2 separate regions of the Mus musculus genome follow, and region 2 is linked to region 1. The links are chromatin loops, found by intact Hi-C in ENCODE. Cell type or tissue: left cerebral cortex. All regions are shown on one strand. Each heading gives the region's core, and the rest is flanking DNA. Links, peaks and the distances in the headings are about the cores only.

The links. A loop is a pair of places that touch in the nucleus more often than their neighbours do. Peaks named below come from ENCODE experiments on the same cell type or tissue, not always from the same donor. Only the 100,000 strongest peaks of a DNase experiment are listed, where the experiment ranks them.
Region 2: a loop joins it to region 1, with 2.2 times the contacts of the local background. A loop is called at or near these places in 1 of 42 quality-filtered maps.

What each region holds. Positions count from the first base shown.
Region 1 is chr8:22,753,355-22,763,175 of GRCm38, reverse strand. It overlaps Plat (plasminogen activator, tissue), which reads right to left and starts at 5,454. Exons shown (of 14, transcript NM_008872.3): 1 at 5,348-5,454. In left cerebral cortex, for the core only: no CTCF peak of the experiment used is centred there; DNase peaks (open chromatin) are centred at 4,846 and 5,558; H3K4me3 peaks cover 1,541 bases; H3K27ac peaks cover 1,380 bases.
Region 2 is chr8:22,854,054-22,863,874 of GRCm38, reverse strand. It overlaps Kat6a (K(lysine) acetyltransferase 6A), which reads right to left and starts at 4,329. Exons shown (of 18, transcript NM_001081149.2): 1 at 4,243-4,329; 2 at 2,273-2,358; 3 at 1,074-1,987. The coding sequence starts at 1,673. Gm46036 (a long non-coding RNA gene) reads left to right here and starts at 3,436. Exons shown (of 3, transcript XR_001778526.2): 1 at 3,436-3,621. In left cerebral cortex, for the core only: no CTCF peak of the experiment used is centred there; DNase peaks (open chromatin) are centred at 4,370, 4,576, 4,919 and 5,206; H3K4me3 peaks cover 1,508 bases; H3K27ac peaks cover 1,103 bases.

The DNA of each region.
Region 1 (9,821 bases), core at 4,600-7,099:
ATAGACAGAAGTACTTGAACTTTTGTATGTGAACAAAGCAGCCAACAAGTTATAAGAGGCCAGAGCCTGATCAGGAAAGGCCACTTGGGAACCCACCCTGTTGTCAAGTTTTGTACAATGTGCTAGATTGTACTGCTTGCATCTTTGCCAAGGACATTCGGGGTTCTTATTGCTTTGTTGAAAGTCCCGTGGAGATCCGAGTTGGAGAGTCAGGAATAATAACCCTAAAGTAACACATGACCTTGAAGCCACTCTTCTGCTGACACTCAACGACCACAGCCTAGAATGCCAACCAATTAGGAAAGTCTCCCAAAGGGCAGGGAGTCCCACAACAGCTCACCTTTGGGCCTGGCTTGGCAGGACACACCTGGGACCCCAGCACCACTTAGGAACAGAGGGAAAAGGACCACACCAAATGTGAGGCCGATCTGGACTATCAAAGTCCAGCGATATAAAGTTCCTCTAAAGAAAGGAAAATCAGCTTGCCTTTCCCTATCCAAGCAGAGACAGCTCCACCCCCACCTCACCCCCTGCCTCCTAATGACAGTTCAGTCTATGGGTTGCATGCCGAGCAAACTAGGCTCTACCGTTGACCTACATTCCTAGCTCTTAGTTTATTTTCCTTCTGCAGCCTTTTTGTTTGGTTTTGTGTGTTTTGTTTTAGACAGGATCTCCCTCTGTGGCGCAGGCTGGCTTAGAACTCCCTGTCCCCTTCAGGCTGGTCTTGAACTTTTGATCTTCCAGTGTTTGTTTGGCAAGCGCTGGTGTTGGAGCCATGCGCCACCACACCCAGCCAAACTGTTTTCAAACTCTCCCATCACATAAGAAACTCTTTGGCTGATGAGATGTCTCAGCAGGTTAAGACACCTGGCCTCCAGTCTGAAGCTGTGAGTTCAAATCCCAGAGACCCACGGGGTAGAGAAGAGTTAGCTCTTGCCAGCTGTCCTCTAATCCCAAACCTGTGTTTTCCAAAAGCAATTCTTAACTTCTCAAAAAAGTAACTTTCCCTAAGTTGAATGCTTATTTTCCACTTTCCATTTTGAACGGAGCTCTTTACAAGGAGAGAAGAAAGTTTTCTTTCCCAGCTTCCTCCCTCCCTCTCTCTCCCTCCTTCCTTCTCCCCCAACCCTTCTGTCTCTCTGTCTCTGCTTTTTTTGTTTGTTTATTTTTTTGATACAAGGTCTCATGTAACACAGACTGGCCTTAAATTTACTATGTAACTGAAGTAGCCGAGACTAACCCTGAACTTCTGAACCTTCCAGACCCCGCCTCCCAGGTGCCCGGAAAAGTCTGTTTCTTGATATAATATGACCAGTTACAAGAGGGTGGAAGAAGAATTGCATCGAATCCTCTCTGGTGCCCCCCACCAGAGGAGGTATAGCATTTTTAGCATGTAGGCATGACTTGTGTCTAAGCTACATGGGGTTATCCTGCAACAACCACCCTGCTCCTTGTTGAATCTCCTGCTCTACCTCCCACTGGGTGATCTGGTTGTTTGGAAGAAACAAGCAAGCATTGGTTGTGGGTTTAGGAAGTGTATCCTGTAGCCTCTTGGGATAAAAACAAAAGAAACTTGGTTTAGTGATTTCATATCTTTCGAGGATAAAGGCAAGCTTAGCCAGGCAGTGCCTGCTCACTCTGAAGAGTCTAAACAAAGGGAATCCAGTATCCATCCAATCTCCTCAACTCCTTCCACTCCCTAAAGTAAACACCACCCTCTCCAGATGCAATGAATTAACAATGAAATAATTAGGCAATTCCTCAGCCTGTCTCTGAAGTATGCACTCTTGAATCAGGAGGACACAGTCTGAAGTGTGGGTTCACTCTGTCTTTCATGAATGTATCTGAATTTCACCAGCCTTTCTGGAAAGTGGCGCCACCACAGTGAATAGGAGATGTGTGTGGATGAAAGCCAGGTACTCAGCAGAGGTCTGAATGCTATCACTTGCCTGGCATTGAGTTTTCAAAGCACCTTATGTTCATTAATTACTTAAGGTTTCAGACCTCACTTTACAGACATGAAAATGAGACAGAACTTCAAAAGGACTCCTTGAGGTGGTAGTTTGAGGACTGCCACCTGCCTCCCAAGCTGTCTGAGCTCTTCCCACTAACGGTCTGCATGATCCTTGTTTGTGACATTTTTTAGTTTTAATTTCTGGTGCTCTGGATTGGACTCAGAGCCTTGCATTTGCTAAGCGCATGCTCAGCCACTGAGCTGCAACTCAACCCTACTGATAACACTCTTAAACGGCTTTAAAGAGAGCAGACACTTCTCAATGCTAGGAACAGGACCCTTGAACTTAGACCCCCAACAGCCACTTACAGGTGTGGGTGGGCAATGTTGCCCCTCTGAGCCTCAGTTTCCTGGGCTTCCCAATGGGCTAATCTCTTCTATCTTGTATAGTTTTTGAAAGTTAAAGGAGCTATAGATACAGAACCTGGAAGCCTGATGCACGGCCGGTGTGCACCGGGCTTCAAGTGAATGTCCTCATCAACAGGACTCAAGTTGTTCGAAGCTACTGATAAAGAAGAGGTACCAAGCTCTTTGGGATGTGTGTGGGGGTGGGGCACGGTCCTCCTGGTCTTCAAGGGTTAATAACGGTTCCTTTTTCCTTGCACATATGACATGATAGAAAGCCCAGGTTCTGCACCAGGGTCAGAGAGCAGTACACACAGGAGCCATTACTTCCTGAATGCAGAGTGATATCTTATATCCCCATCTTCAATCTGTTTTTCTGGTTTGCCTTTTTCAGGACAGTTTTTCCACCCCACAGCAGGGCCTCTGAAACTCTCTGGGCATCTGGAATCAGCACTTGCCACATTTAGCTGCTTCAGTGGAATCATTAAGGTATAAGCTAACAGGATATTTGCTTCCACAGAATAGACTTGCAGTAGAAAAGTCTACAACGTATGGGACCAGTCTATGCCTGCAGTGATCATTTCAGAGGCACAGGGTGGACTCGGGTCTGTTAGGTCAATCCCCAAAGAAAACTCTAGAGGCTTCTCTCTGATGTGTCAGGAGCACTGAACATGAAGAACAGCTGGCCTGTGTTTTCTGAGCTGCTGACACAGCTCTCCTGGACTGTGCCTTTAAACATTCCAGAGAAATTTGTGATACATGACCAGCAATCTGCTTCATTTGTTTTTCCAGTAACCAAGAATTGAGTTCATCTTACCTTGCACTCCTATCTATAAAAGTTAGTCTCCCAGGCATCATGAAAGTAGACAGTTGGGCCAGTATTAAAGATGATGGTACTTGACCAAGGCTTTGTGAATCTCTACCTGTAACTTAACTTTCCTTTCCTTTCCTTTCCTTTCCTTTCCTTTCCTTTCCTTTCCTTTCCTCCTGAAACAGGATCTCACTTATCCCAGGCTAGCCTTGAGCTTCTGATCTTCTTGCCCACATCTCCTGAGCACTAGGGATTACAAGTGTTCACTGTAACACCAAGTTTACCTGGTGCTGGGAATCAGGCCTAAAGACTCTCTGCATTCCACGTGAACACTCTGCCAACTAAGCTGCAGCCCCAACTCCAGCTCCGTCCTCTAGAAATCTGGGTCGTCAGCACCCGACTGGGTTTGAAGTGAGACCTATCCCATGGCCAGCTCAAAGCTGGCCTTCAGTTCTTGGTTTCTGCATTTAGTTGCTTCCTGCAGCATTTTCTGACACCCAAGAGAAAAAAAAAAAAGAAACAAAAAAAGCTATTCTGAGACAATAGATGCACAGCTGCCAGAACTCAGATTGCACTGTTTCAGCTCAGACCACCAAAGGCTCCCACTCACAGAGACCTGGTGTCTCGGGATGTGTGTGAACTTTACACTGTGAATGGCGTTAAGTCTATTAACTGTGGCTGATAAGCCGTGTTTGCAGCCTCCACCATTAGATGGAGGACGAGCACATGTGTTTTCACCTTACAACCCTCACACCAGTCTTTCCAGTCCACGAGCCTGGCAGGCAACTCTGAGTCACTCTCTGGCTTTGGCCGAGCACCCTGCTCAGTGAGCAGTCTTGATGTGTGCAGCTTCAGTCCCCAAAGCCTTAGCGGAAATATAGATGTTCCTCTGCTCCTCCCGGCTGCATCAAGCATCCTGGGTCTGGGAGAGAGCAGGCCAGCTGCTGTAGAACTCACAGGAGACTTTCCAAATAATCTGGGGGTGTCCTGGAAACTCCGTCCTAATCCAGTTGGTCCGGGGTGGGGGGGTGCAGCTAGTACTGCCCCTGCCAGGATACAGGCTGGCTCTCCTAAAAACACTTTAGGTGGATTGAACAGGATGGTCAGAGGGACTGTTTACATTATAGTGTTTCCAGTATCTGGTCTGGGGCTGAATATTATTTAACCCTCACTGGCTGTGCCCACTCTACCTTCCACTGACCTGCATAGATTTGTTCTGGACAGGCCACGTCTGGATCTCAGTGAAAATCCCTAGCTGTATTTTTCTGTAAGTGTACTCCAGTTGTATTTGTGACGCGCTCGCAGGATTGTTAAATATCCACCACCACAACAGACACACGTTTTTTGTATATGCCCCTGCCCCATTATCAGCTGCGGAAGACCACGGCATCATTCTAAGCTGGCCATCAAATTAAAGCATTGCTACTGCTTTTCTTTGCACTGAAGCTTCGTCCTTAGTTATCTTGGAGCGCTGCATACTTTCCTCCCACGCCCACACCATCTCTCCCTCCCCCCACTCCATCCATCCTCCCGCTGTTTCTGTGAGGTTAAGAAAACAAAGGTCCTGAAGGAATCCAGAGAGCCTTTAGACTCTTCCAGCTGCAGCATGAAAAAGCAAACACATCTGTGCTTGATGTCCAAGGGTGAGATTGACTGGAAGAACGGAAGAGAGGATGCGATGAACTCCCGAGAGACGAGAGGTTTTGCATCCTGACTCCCACTAGTAATGAGAGGTTCCTAAAAATCTCAGCTTCTCTCTGCCAGCCTAGTTAATCATGCTGCCCAGGCAAAATGCCCCCTCCTTGATGCCCAGCCTGTTTTTTAGTGTGTTCCTTGGTCAGAAGGTAGCCATACAACTCTGGCTTCTCAGCTCAGGAAGGCAGCTGAATCTAGTTACTGCCCGTTAGTGCTGCTCCCATTGTCTGTTGAAAGAACCGGAGTCATTCTGTTTGCTTTCTCCCCTGTGCAAGCAAAACTTCTGCAAGAGACACCTCTCTCCCATTCTCTCCCTCTCACCTCAGCTTACCCAGGGTCATTGCAAAGAACCCTGGATGATGCTGGCTGGTCCTCTGTCTGTGCTTCCATTAAGCATCCCTTCACTGGCTCAGTTTGCCCCCAAAGACTTTAAAGGGACAGAAGAAGAGTCAGCTGTTAGATACCGGCAGAAATTAACTTACCGAGAGTGCTTGCTTCTTTCCCACTCTTGCAGGGGCCTCTCCTTGACGCTGAGCTCTTGAGTTCCTGCAGGCTCTGTCTCCCTGAACAGCTCCAGCCAATTTGAAGGATGAAGAAGGGGTGGGGCCAGAGGTGTGGGCGGGGTTTCTCCTCTGCTGGTGGGTGGACTGAGGAGCCAATGGAGCAGCCGGTGTCTCTAAGGAGGGGGAGGAAGTGCGCGCGGAGGAGCACAGCCAGTCTTGGCTTGCCGCCAGTTTGATTATTCACCGTACTGATGTCATCGAATCACAGGAATTTTCAGAGTTGGAGGGGACTTAAGACTCATCCTGTTTTAAAACCCCGGTCTCAAAGGCCTAAAAGGAACTGTAAGGATCTGCTGCTCTAAGCTCCTGTCTTGACCCATGAGTTTATAGTTCTAAACAGCCCCGCCCAGTTGGGGATGGGGGAGAGGTCTTCTGGAATTTGAAGCAACTACCCCTCAGGACACGTGGGCAATTAATTGGCCGGGCAGATGATGATAAGCTGGGTTGGGTGTGACTGGAGATAGAACGCACATGACTTTTGGTGCGCTCCCTACCTCTGACCTGCTCTCCTAGACTGAGGTGCTTCTCTGCGGCATCTCAGCAGAGATCTCTCAGAGAATTGAGAAAAGTGGGGAAATGGGCAGGTCTCTCAGCCTCAGCACCCTGAAATTCTATCCTAAGCCATCCTTCTTCTAAGCCCCACACCCCGGAGGCAGACAATAAAAGCTCCTGAAAACTACTATTCTGATGACCCTTTCACAACCTACCAAAGCCTCGGCAGTCTCGGGGCACCAGGTCACCCAAAATTCCAGTTTAGTCTTCATCTGCAGCTGCTTGCACATCAGAGGGGTGGGCGAGTGGCCTCTGTCAATCTCGGCTGGCGTGGAGCTGAGAGGAGGGTTTCTCAGTAATCACAGGTGCCCTGAGTTTTGCTAAATGCACACTCCCCTCCATAAACACACACACACACACACACACACACACACACACACACACACATCCTCCGAAACCCCAGCTTTTGTGTTTCTACCACCTGTGAGTCTGTTTCCCCTGTCAGACTCCGGGGGGTGGGGGTGGGGGGGGGTGGGAAGCAAGACTGAAGAGCCAGAAATACAAATGGGAAGCTGATACCATAACAATGGGAACTTTGATTTTAGTCAAAGGATTGCAGGGGGGTGGGGTGGGGGGAGTGAAAATAAATCTTAATGATATCACATCCTGGGAAACTTGCCTAGGAGCCCTTTGCTCCAAAGGGCTCCAAGTACAATAACTTGGGGGCAGATGGATAAGAAAATGAAGTGCTGAAGAAAGAGTTCCTAAGGCTAGCTTCTGCAATGGGGGTCCTCTCTGTAGTGTGTGTCACCTGTGGGGGCAGAGAGTTGGCTTAATGATCCCTTTGTTGGGGGCAATGGAAGTGGACAGCTGACGAGGTATCAGGACAAAAACCATGATGAGAAAACTAATTAAGAAGTGATGTGATTCCCAGGATAGCCCAAGGAAAGAGAAGTGGGCAAGAAGCTGACAACACAGCTATTAACCAGGAGGCAGGTGCTCTGTGTACAGACTAAAAGCATCTCCTTTAAAAGGGGATCAGCTTTTAAGGACAAATGAGGTAAATATCCAGATGGCATTATTGGGAATACACTGCTGGGATGTAGGGACTCCTCATGCATGCCATGGCTGGTCCTGCCCTGAAATTAGACCCTATTAAGGCCCAAGGCTCATAGACCTGCATCTCCCTGCCCCATTTCTCCCCGAGGACACAGGGATGGGCTATTAACAAATGCTGAGGTGGTGAGGGACTTTTCTTTGTGAGGGACTTGACCAGAGGACACCCCTCATCTCATACTTCTGGAAGTTACCCCAGTTGAATTCACTGTTTAGTTCTCCAGGCTAGACCCATGGAATTGTTTCCTTTGTCTGTTCTCAGTCTAGAGTTAACAGACGTTCGCTCATATCCGCTTAGAAGTAGTAAAGGCAGCATATACTGTCCAGGCCTTCATCTGCACTGGAGACTTACACTGGCTAGCTGGACCAGGTGGGTGAATTGCAGGCTCATGCACTCCCTGAGGAAAAAAATGGATAGGACAAAGCAAAGTCCTCTTGGAGATGGTGATAGCTATGAAGAATCGCTTACCAGACTGTACAAGAGGGATTTGCACTATTCTAACAAATCGTTCGAAGTGATGAAAATGAAAAGTTAAAAATCAGGCAATTCTCCTGGAGCAGACTTCTGAAATTTTAACCTAATAACAATAAGTTTTAAAATTCCACACATGATTATAAAACCTTGGGTTCTGTTTGTTTGTTTGTTTGCTTGCTTGCTTGTTTTGGAACTATGTAACTCAGGCTGACCTTGAACTCCAAGAATGCACCATCCAGAAGCCTGGTCTAAACCATTGTTTTGATCATGTGACACTGAAGATAATTTAGATGCTCAAAAATAGAGGAGTATTGGCATTCGACATATCAGCATAGTACAGTATTGTATGGTCTGAGGATGATTGATACCACAGTTATATAGACATACCAAAATTAGGAATATCACCTTGCCCCTAAGTGTGATGTAAATTCTATAAACCCCACAAGGATGAGTAGATAAAGATTAAAACACAGCATTAGGGCTCGATTGCTGTAGCAACGGATGGATTTTTCTTTTCAGTTTCTTTCATGGTACCTGCATACCACTCTGAGAAAAAGAAAGTGACTTCATACCAGATGCAGGCACATCTGGATATGCCCAGCTCATGAATCTTACACCAGCATGAGGAAGCAGCAGCTGTCCATACAGGCAGGTTCCAATGACAGAAATGTGCTTTTAGTGACTTACCATGGTCTTGCTCCGGAATCTATTCAACTTCTTTCCAAACAGATTGTATTTTCAGTCAGTTCCTTGGTGGTAGGAATCAAGTTCCTTAGGTTGATCTGTTTTGAATCTTCAAACTAGGATTTCCTTTCTTTGGGCCCACTGCCACCTCATTGAGCTTCCAATCCAGCGGCTAGTCACCCAAGAGCTATGTGGCCCAAGGCAGAGGGCCAGGTTGGACACCAGGAAGTTTGCTCTTTTCTGTCTGTTTGCTTGTGTTTAGATTTGCTTTCTTGTGTTTCGGATGAGAATGCTAGAGACTCACAGGGTTTGTTACATGACTCAACCAGAATGCCACGGGAGGGAAAATGCTTTTTGCTGAAGGACCTGCTGTTTCAGATTTAATAAGCCACTTAAGGGTTTCAGGGCTGGAGATGTGGGTCACTGGCAAGGCGCCTACTCAGGTGGCTAGCCCTGTGGAAGGGAAGGCTTTTTGATTTCCCAGCAAGGGTGAAGGTGCCTTTAGAGACTTTGTCAAACTATCTTCCAAGCACCATTGGGGTCACAACGTGAACAAGATTATCCAATGCGTGTTAGTAAGAGGGGAACTGCAGGGGACAAGAGGTTTGAGGGAGTTCTGTGCCTTCTGCTTGACTTTTCTATAAACTTAAGACTGACCTATGAGGGCCAGAGGGCTAGCTCAGCAGTGAGGAGCACAGGCTGCTCTTGTAGAGGACCTGAGTTCGGTTCTCAGCACCTACATCAGCTGACTACTGCCTGTAATTCTAGCTCTAGGAGACCCAATGTATGTGGCCTACACACACACACACACACACACACACACACACACACACAATTATAGGATCTTAATTCTTCTGACGAGATCAGTTGCTCTATGAGATCATTTGCTACCCCCCACCCCCACCCCCAGTTTCATGCCAGCATCTTAAACCAACAATCAGGCAGAATCACTCTGTCATACTTTTATAACTTTAACGGTGTCCATGATTCATAGAGCTATTCTAACCCAGGTTGTCATTTCTTTCTTACTTCTTTCTTCTGTTTAGTTTTGTTTTTCTTGGTGTGCTTGGCATAGTACCCAGACCTTATGCTTGCTAGGTGAGTACTCTGCCACTGTCCACGTGCCCAAGCCCAGCCTTTGCATCATAAGCTTGAGGGCACAGCAAAGTGATGGCCCTGAAACGCTGGCGCCCAACACTGGGCACTGTGTCTCGGACCTCACTCTTCTTCCCTTGAGGAATGCTTGCTTGCTTTCAGCCCTTTGGTTGTTTAATTTGCTTGTTAGGTTATCATAAAGATAATGATAATGACAATAACCTCAAACCAAATGACCACAGTCTGCCCACTTCCTTCTGACCCCCAACAGTGGCAGAGAGTAGCTATGCTGGCAGCAGGCTCTGTGGAGAGACCCTGGAGCCTTCAAGCTCATTGTAAGTTCCTCAGGAGAGAGATACACTCCTAATGGGCATAGTGACTTAGGCAGCATCCACTCTTATACCTGTTCTGGTTTCCAGCGAGGACTTGCATGAGTCCGGGGGTGACGGGAGCACTATTGTTTACTCTGCGCCCAGTATGGCAGGACACCCTTCTCTGCCTTCTTCCTGAGCCAGGCATTTTTACCTAGCA
Region 2 (9,821 bases), core at 3,969-6,468, 100 kb before region 1:
ATTTATGCATGCAATAACAATTGGTGAAAAAAATAAGTCATGAATTTGAAGGAGATTGGGAAGGGATATATGGGAGGGTCTGGAGGGAGTAAAGGGAAGGGAGAAATGTAATTATATTATGGTATCAAAAAAAGTTAAACAAATACCAAAAGTCTTTGCCCAGAAGTACCTTCTATGATATATACACTAGGTATACAAGAAATTAACAGCATTCTATTGATGTGAAAGAACAGTCACACACAAAATACTCCATCCCCCAGGATTCTCCTAAAGGCTGAGATGTACTGCTGCTATGCCTTCAAGTTCGTAAAATGACAATACACAAAACAGAGCAAGGGACATGTCTATGTACAAAACAACCCAGAACTTTTTATAATACAGGATACTGTATTCCTAACCCATAGAACTACTGCTGTCACAAATAACATTTAGGATTCCCTTCTATTCAAAGGCACACGAGGTGTGGTGGCACACACCTGTAATTCCAGCGCTCCTCGCTCAGAGGCAGAGGCAAGAAGATGATAGTAAGGTTTTAGGCCAGCCTGGACTTTTTTAAAGCAAGACCCTGTGTCTCAAAAAAATAAAAAATAAAAAACAAAAAGATACAAATCAAAATATAACACATGATAGGAAGCTGTTTAAAACACAGAATTGGGAATGACTGATTTGCTAGCCCCTACTATGGATCACAAGAATCTGCCTCATTCCTGTGTAATGATAGACTAAAACAAAACAGAAAAAAAAAAAGAAAAACTCCGTAGAGTAAGTCACTTCTTTCAGAGTCAAGTCTCCAGCATTTCTAAGTTCATCAAGTTGCAACAGTAAGGTACTATAGAACCTTCAATCTAAAGTTTGCATGCTAAGCTAAATGCGTTCTTGTAGTTGTCAACACTCTATACTCTGAACAGAAAGCTTCAAAGACTTTAAAGTACTACAACTATTAAAACCTATTCAGTTTTCACAGCTAGAGCTCCCAAAAGCCCCCAAGCTTTGACTGTGTACATAACTTCCCAGGACCGTGAACGTGACTCCTATGCTACTGCCCTGTGAACACTGGTGCTAACGTTCCTTACCTTGTCTTTCTCGTGTGGAAGCAGTGACACGGGAGGTAAACACGAGAGCGACTCACAGCCCTCTTTCCCTTCAGCACTGGCTGCCTTAGTGTTGAGGCGGTAGAGGGGTCCATCTTTGAGGAGTCGGCCATGACCAACAGCACGCTTGATGGCCAATCGTAGCTGCTGGTGAAACCCAGGGGCAGCACTACCTCCACAGGCAGCAGATACATCCTTCTGGCTTTTCAAAAAACGTTCGATACTTTTCAAAGTTGAGCCACCAGTCTCTGCCAAGCCCTCAAATGCCCGCTTGAGTAATTTATTCCAATCCACACTTTGCTTAGTATCCAATTTTCCATGGTTCCGAGGTTTAGGAAGTGCTATTCGCCCAGGATTATCAGGATCTTTGTAGGAATTGAGACCTTTGTTTGAGACCTTTAAAATCGTCCCGTCTTTGACGCTCAGCTCCAGCTGCTCTAGCACAGTCCTGCGGTCCAGCCCATGGGATGAGGACACGGCATTGCAGATCCTTTCCTCTGAAGGTCGCTGTTTCTGCTTCTTGACTTTTTTGATGGCCTCCAAAATCCACTCCGTGTACAGCGGGTTAGCGAGTTTTACCATGGTGAAGGATTCTGTATATCCATAGAGTCGTTATCCCTTATCCTGATGCTGAGTAAGTCTTACACCATGGAAAACAGGATTCTCGGAGGATGGGAACCAGTTAACCATAGCATACAAGATTTCTGGCCTGAGTCTTCCCTCCTTTCACAAAATAGATTTACAGCCTACTTTTACCTCAGAAATCAAAACGCCTGGTTTTTCTGTCGTATCTTCAAAATCCTCACTATCACAACGCATTGGTGTCTACTCCACACACACTCCTGGGTTCCACACATCTCATTCCCGGCTTCAAGCAGAAAGTGAGTATCTTAAGCCTGAGAAGAAATTAAAATAATGTCAGTTTTCTATCAAGGCCTGCTCTGTGAATAAGTTATCAAATGAAACCTCCTAGTCGCGTCTTAAAGCAGTGTGTTTAACAACACTCTCAAGAGCTTAAATACAGCACTATCAATACAGTCAACTGGAAACCACGGGAATAAAAACAGAAGGAGAAGAAGCTGAGTAGTTAAAGTAAAATGAGGAACTAAAGATGTCTACAAACGACCTCAGCCGTAACTAACCGGAGGAGTGCTAGTTAGTCCTCCGCAATCTGTGCTCACCAGTCTAGGGGGTCAACTCGTCCTCCACATTGTCCCCAAGAAACTATTCAGCACTTCAACAAGTATCTGGATTAGTAGGAAGAATCCTGCAACAAAAGCAAAAGTGGATCAGCTTTCAAAATTCCAGTGGATAGGAAACAGACAGTAAGCTCTGCAGAAACCACTAACAGCAATCTGATCAGTTCCTACACGAAAGAAAATAAACCTGCTTCACACACCACAATACGGAGAGTAATGCAAACGAAAACAGCTTAGTGTCAAAGTGTGTAAGGAATTTCATTCAAACTTTCACCAATACCCATACACTGAAGGAAATGACAACTGTCAAACATAATCTACAGATAAACTAGAAATAAGAAAGGCCTAGAATCATTTGGATCAAATGCAGATACATGTAAAATCGTACAATACAGAAAACAAGTAACTGCCTATGATCTGATAAAAATGTAAATTTGAGATTGCTATCTCAGAATGTACATTAGTCAATAAAACAAAAACAAATATACTACTACCTCTGAACTTGTTCCTCCAAAACTAAGTGTAACTTTGAACTTCTCATGTTTTGGAGCACGTGTACAATATAAACACAGCAAAAAAGGGGCGGGGGCACCCCTTCAGCAACTATTCCCAACAGTGTGCAGGCAAACGGGAGACTAATACATGAGGAATGAAATAGTACTAGTAAGAAAAAAAGCATTAGCACCCGGGGCCAAAATGTATTTCAAAATTAGCTAACTAAAAGAAGTACCCCCCTCCCCAGGAGGGGTGCTTCATATTAGTGGAGGTTTTACGAGGACAAACATCAGAATTATTACCCAAGGGATGTTTCTGATATAGACACTAACTTTAAAGTAACCAGGACTAAGACCTAAGAAGGTGGGAACACCCTATGTGGCTGAGTTTTCAGGTGAAAAAGAATGAATGACAGTCACACATTGTCTTTCCGGCCGGAAGTTTCCCCAATCTGCGAGTCTGCACAAACCAACGCTCTGAAGATCTGAACCCTAACTCTCAGAAAGTACACTCGCGAGCTAGAAAGAAAGACCAGCCGGGCTCGCAAAGCCCTTCCCGCTCTCTCTCCCAACCCAAAACACATCTGCGCGCGCCCTCGATTTAAAGCCCAAGGAACTTTAAAAAAAACTTGAAGCGGCAGAGCCCCGCAGTTTGCCAGCGGACCGCTTCGCCGGTCCCATTCTATGGAAACACAGCCCGGAGAGTAAGTTAACAATGAAATCACGTGGAGTTAGGAGCATAGTAAGCTCTAGCCCCAGCTCCTCCGAGCTCTTCGCTCCAAGGGGTCGGCTCAGAAGAGCAGCAAGGGGGACACCGGCTGTGACGGAGCCTGACAGGTAGGGCAGGTCCGGCCCAAAGTCGCGGAGCTCTTGACAGGCAAGCCCGCCGCCACCCGTCCCGGCTAGGGGCTGACAGTCCGACAGACACAACACCACACGTGCTGCCTGCTCCAGACCACTGCACCCACCAGGCTGTCACCCTGCACCGCTCAACCCCGCTCGGATCTCCGCGCACTCCGCACAGCCCGGAGTGCGCGCCCGCCCGGCGCCGGGAGCGGCGGGAGCGGCGGGCGGGCGGGCGGACGGACGGCGGGCGCGCCCCCGAGGGAGAGCGGGCGAGCCCGCACAGCAGCCCCAGGCTCCGCGGCCTGGCTGCTCGGCGCCAGGGAGCCCCGGCTCCCGGAGTGGGCCGCCGGCGGAGCTAGGGCGGCGGCGGCGGCGGGCCCGTCGGCGCGAGCCCGGAGGGCGGGCGCGGGCCGGGCCGCGGAGTCGGACGCGAGGGGGCGGCCGCGGCGCCCAGCCCGAGGCCTGGCGCAGAGCAGCGGGGAGGCGGCGCAGGCCGCGGCGGGGCCTGCAAGCGGCCCGCCGTCCCCGCGAGGCGCCGAAGCAGACTCCGGGGCGGCCTAGCCTCGGGCTCGGCAGCTGGGAGCGACCGGGGGCGGCCCCTCGGCTCCTTACCTGGGGGGAAGACAGCCGGGATCCCGGGGGCCCGGGCCGGACCGCGGAGATGCCCCAAACTGACACGGCCGCCATCTTGGAGACAGTGAGCTCCGACTGGGGGGAGGGGAGGCCAAGCGGCGGAACAGCCGCGGGGGGAGGGGAGCGTCGCGAGGGAACGGCTGCCTGGGGAGGGAGCGGGAACAGCCTGCGCGGGCGGGCGGGAGGGAGGGAGCGGAGGAGCGCGGGAGGGGGGCGGCCGGTAGCTGGAAGAGCCGGCTCGTCGCCGGGAAGGGCCGGAGGGCGGGGCCACGGGGGGCGGGGTGGAGGGAGCCGCTGGGCGGGTCACGTGGGGCGGGTACAAAAGGCCGAAGCCCGGGTGGAAGCGGGAGTTGGCCGGGCTGGAGGCCAACAGCTGGGGGCGTCCCCTCCTCCTTTCTCACGCGCAGCGATCGGGCAGAATGGCGAGGCCACAGGCGGAAGGTGCACCCGGATTATACAGCCCGGGAAACTTGGAGCGGGCGGGCGGGCGGGCGGGCGGGCGGGCGGGCGCTTGGGTGGGGCGGCTTCGGCGCGACGCCGAAACCTCGGAGCTAGGAAGCTCGGAGCTCCCGGCGCGCGGCGTCCGCCCGGGTTCCCAGGCCCTTGTTAGCGCCCGGGGGCGTGCACCCGCGGCTGCCTTGCAGGGTCGGGGACACACACACACACACACACACACAGTGGCTTCGGGAGCTCCGTGGCTGGGCGGGGGAACGCGGGTGGCAGGAGTTCCTTCTTTTGCCTTCGCCTTTCTGCTCACTCTGCACTCCAGCTGCTCATCCCCCCGTGGTTCAAAGAATAGTCTGGCTAGAAAGGGGAGAGGGCACGAAGTTGGACACTCCTTGTCAGCCAACAAGATGCCCACCTAGGGCACTTGACTGACCCCCCTGCCCGCAAGTCACTAAACCTTGGAAACATGTTTATAAGAAACACCACCCACCGAGCTCGGTTTCTAGGACTTGGACAAGGTCACACAGCTATTATGGCACGGTTGCTTGTGGAACCTGGGTCTTTCTCTTCTTTTCCTACCCTGTGCAGTTTGATGGCTGAACCGCAGAGACTCTTGGCTAGGGCAAGCCTCTCCGCTACTGGCTACCTGTTTCTTTGTCTTTGGTCCACTAGAAACTCTTGAGATTGAGTCCCACACACACATACCCCTTCCCTGGAAAGACGTTAAAGCTCAACAGCTTGAGACTTGTATTGCTGCTACCCTTGCACTTGGTTTATGTCCCCTTCCTAGACTGTTAACCCCCCGCCACCTCATTTTATCATAGCTTTACCAAAAAGGAAAAAAACACCTGCTAGTCGCTGCCATAACTTTGATATTACTTTGTTGGTTTTGTGCTTTATTCACTTTACAGTTCAGGTGTAGTCGTAATGCTTTTAGTATATTCCCAGGTTAATGTTCTTCGACAGTGCCATTTGGCATCCCAGCATCTAACCAACATGATGCCAAGGGCTCAAAACAGCGCTTATAGTGAATAAGCATTTGTAAGCGTCTGAGAAATAAGTTTACACCTCACCTCATGTCCTGTCTCCAAACCTCATTCCCTGCTTTCAGATCTGAGTAGCCCTCCTCCACCCTAATTCTTGCCCAGACGACTATGCACACTAGACTGTTGAAACTATTCCATATTAATACTAGCCTGGGAAACTCACGCAAAGGGCCTGCAGTGCCCTATACTGATGTTGATAACAAGCAGTTGTGGAGAGGTTTATTGGATCACCCAAAACCACTTCTCTACAAACCCCAAATTGTATTCCATTACTAGTGGAAGAGAAATTTGAAGACAGGAGGATGACCAAGATCAAGACTCAGTGGACTCCCCATCTCAAGGGAATATGGTAGACAATGTTACGGCAAAGACACATAGTATCATCCACAGGCCTCCAAGAATGGACACACGCATGCACGCACGCACCTGTTTGCTTGTTTGTTTGTTTGTTTTAGATATACATTACTAAAGGGCATACTCAGAGATCTTTATAAGTTTTGCAGCAAAAAAAATCAGTTTTGCAAGTCCACCTGCTGTCCGAAATGGCAGAATTTAGTGTAACTCTGGAGTTGGGGGGGGGGGGTGTTGTTTGTTGATCTTTGAGACAATTCAGACAGCTGAAGATTATTTCCTCTGTCAATCAAAAAAGCTACAGTCCTCATCTTAAAGGGAATAAAAGAGTTTATTCTGGGTCCATTCTAAGTGACTGTGACCCAGGACATAATTTCCTTATTATAACTTGATTGAAACTAACAGTATTATTTTATCACTTAGAAATTCACCAGGTAGAATGTTAAATATCACAGACAATTTTAAAAATCTAATGACAGGAGTATTTAAGAAACCAAAGGTGAAAGCAATGTGCAGTTACTGGGGGCACTCAGGTGTCAGTCAGTTAGACAAGCATCATCCAGCACCTTCAAGTCCTCCTGAATGTGCTCCCAGAAGAGGTGAGCACGTTGGCAGCCTTGGGTTTCCCATCCTGAGAGTGAGCTGGGAGTACCTGACTGCAGTCCTGATCTTTTCATCAGAATGGAGGCTTTGATGTGGTGCCTCTTTTCCTTCTTAGTTGACGAAACCACCTGGTTTTCTTTATCCTTCAGTGAAGACTCTGTGATTCTAATTTTAGTGTCAACGTTAAAAATGCTTTACAAGATATGCTACTTGTTTATCTCATAGACCAAACTGGATGAACAGATTTAAACATTTGTCCATTAAAGCAACTTTCACAATCACTATTTAATTTAGTAGGAATATTCTAAGTAGGTATAACACTCCAAAAAGAATTGTTTGGTATAGTTAATATAATGGATGACTGACTATCTAAAAAGAAAAGGTTTGCACTTAGATCTTAAAATTGTGATATTTAATATTTCTACCTTACCTTGTATATTATGTATGTTGTGTACATATATATATGTGTGTTCCAAAAAAAAAAAAAAAACAACCCACCTCTAGTGTTTTTTCAATTAACTCTGAACTCTATCTACTCTAGCTAGAGATACCCAAAGATTTATGTCAATCCTTTCTGTCCAAAAATTATACCAAAAGCATCAATCTCTAATTACATTTTTGGTGTTTTATACCTTAAGTACTAATGCTTCAAGTATTTAAAATGTCCTATAAAACAGCTAACCAGGATTTAAAAATTAATTGAACCATATTTGGATTTTACTAGTTAAAAATGGAGACATAGTACTACAGTGTCTCCTTCCAAAGTTCATTTTTCAAGAATTTAAATATAAGTGAGATAGCTCATAGAGTACAAAGAACTATAAATGTGAGGGGAAACATAGTCAATCTAATTTTAAATTATGCAAATTTTTGGTATTTTAGCCACATGTGTCCATCATCTGCCTTGGATCCATCAGGCCACACCGTGTCCTTGATGACTTAAGTTTAGATTAGTAGCACTGCCACGTGGCATATGCAGATAAAGAGGGTACAAGAAAAATAACTCATATCTGGATCATGATGGCTAATAGTTTTGATATGGTCTGGGGCTCCTTAATGGCTTTACCAGCCAGCCATCTGTCCTGAAAACTGCAACCGTTCCCCGTCTATATCAGATCTTACGACTGAGCCTTCCTAGCTAGGAAAGACCTTATAATATTTAATAAACAACATGCAGTCCACTCACACAATGTGATCCTGGGTGAGCAGAAAATTGTGACTGAGAACTGGAAAGAAGCTGTGCCTGCAGAGACTGATTGAGTGAAGTGCAGAACACTGGAGAGACGGGAATGTTACAGTGCTAGAGGCTAATAAGTACCTAAGCCAGAGCTAGCCGGAGCTAGCCGGAGCTCTGGGACAGCCATCCCCAGCCTACCTCTGTATCAGAGCTAATATCCTTCTAATAGTAGGTAAAACCCTTTTGTAATTTGTTAACAGGGCTGCTAGCTTCCATTAGCACAAAAGCTGAGGATGTCACCAGATAGCAACTCAGACCTATAGAAAGTTTTTCCCAATCTTGCTGCCACTGCCTCTGTGATACACCCATCAATGTATTTAAGACTTTCCTTGATTTATGACATTCTTTGTTCTATAAAACTTCACCAAACTGCTTCCATGTTGGAACTAGAAATTTGGGGTAACCCAAAACTGTATTTCTAGACCATAATCACTCAGAATGGCTCCAGAATTAACTCTTACATTAGGTTGAGAGCTGTGGCCTTGCATTGACAGTAGCATATCTCCGAACATCCCCTCCTCTTTGGAAACCTTTTCCCCAAGTTGTGTGTGTGTGTGTGTGTGTGTGTGTGTGTGTGTGTGTGTGTGTGTGTGTAGAATATATGTATTCCTGCAATATTGCTTGTCTGTGCTAGCCAGGGGAAAATATGTTTTGGGTTGGTTCTGAGTGATACTTTAGGGATTGGCTTTCCCAGCTCTGAGCCTAAAATCACCACCCTCTCCCACTGGGCCTCAGGGTTATCCTTGCTTGTTTATCAGAATGTAAGTGTGCTTAAGACTCCAGGTGACCAGTCAGTCCCTTACATGTCTCCTCAGGAGAGCCAGTAAAGTCCATTCTAACCCGGGTGTGGGGGGTGTTTGTGGGGTTCTCTATCATGCCCGAGTCCAGTGCATGTGGTGGGCTGTTCCCCTGATAATTTTTGGGTGGGAGGGAACAGGTGTCCATTGGAGTCTTTTATGATCAAGTGCTCATAAAATTCCTAAGCTCTGGGCTCATCAGTGTCACAAGAGAAGCATCGGGGGAACTGCAGAATTAGGCATTTGAAGGGGGGTGTCAGGGAACAAAGGCCAAATGATAATAAGTCAAAATATTTCAAAGACAAACAGAAACCAAAATGCCTTCAAAGTTTCGAAAAGCATAAACTAAATTGCCTTTTGAGATCTGAAATCAAACAGAACCCGAACTAAATGTCTAGAGCTTAAAATTCTTTCAAAGCAAACAAAACAGATGCCTAAAATGAAATACTTGAAAGCAGACCAAATAGGTAGCTATCAAGTTAGGATCCTTAATTAGACATCTCAGAATAAACAAATGGACCAGCAACCATACAGGGGGAGGTCCAGAGCCTAGAAAAGAACTCCCCTGCAATCCACCTATGGAAGTAACAGGTGGCCTGGACTCAGTGGGTCCATGCAGGTACCTGGCTGCCACTCAGGTGACTCACCCAGTGAAAACTGGATGGATCTCTGAGGTCCATTTTGTGGCTCCACAATTGTCAATAAAAAGAGCACAGCTCTCATCTTGAATAAGAGTTAGTTTATTCTGGAGCTATTCTGAGTGACCACAGCCTGGAAACACAGACTCAGGTTACCCCAAATTCCATGTTCCAACATGGAGGCAGTTTGACGAAGTTTTATAGTGTTACAGAACAAAGAAAGTCATAAATGAAGGCAGGTCTGAAATACGTTGATGGGTCCTTGAGAGAAGCAGTTAGAGCAAGATGGGAGAAGCTTCAATAGGCCTCAGATGCCATCTGATGACCGACCTTCTTAGCTTTTAGGTTAATGGATGCATTCTACCAAGTTAAGATTTCAAAAGATTTTGACCTGTTAGTCACAGGATGCTCTAGGCAAGGAATGGCTGTCCCCAGCCAA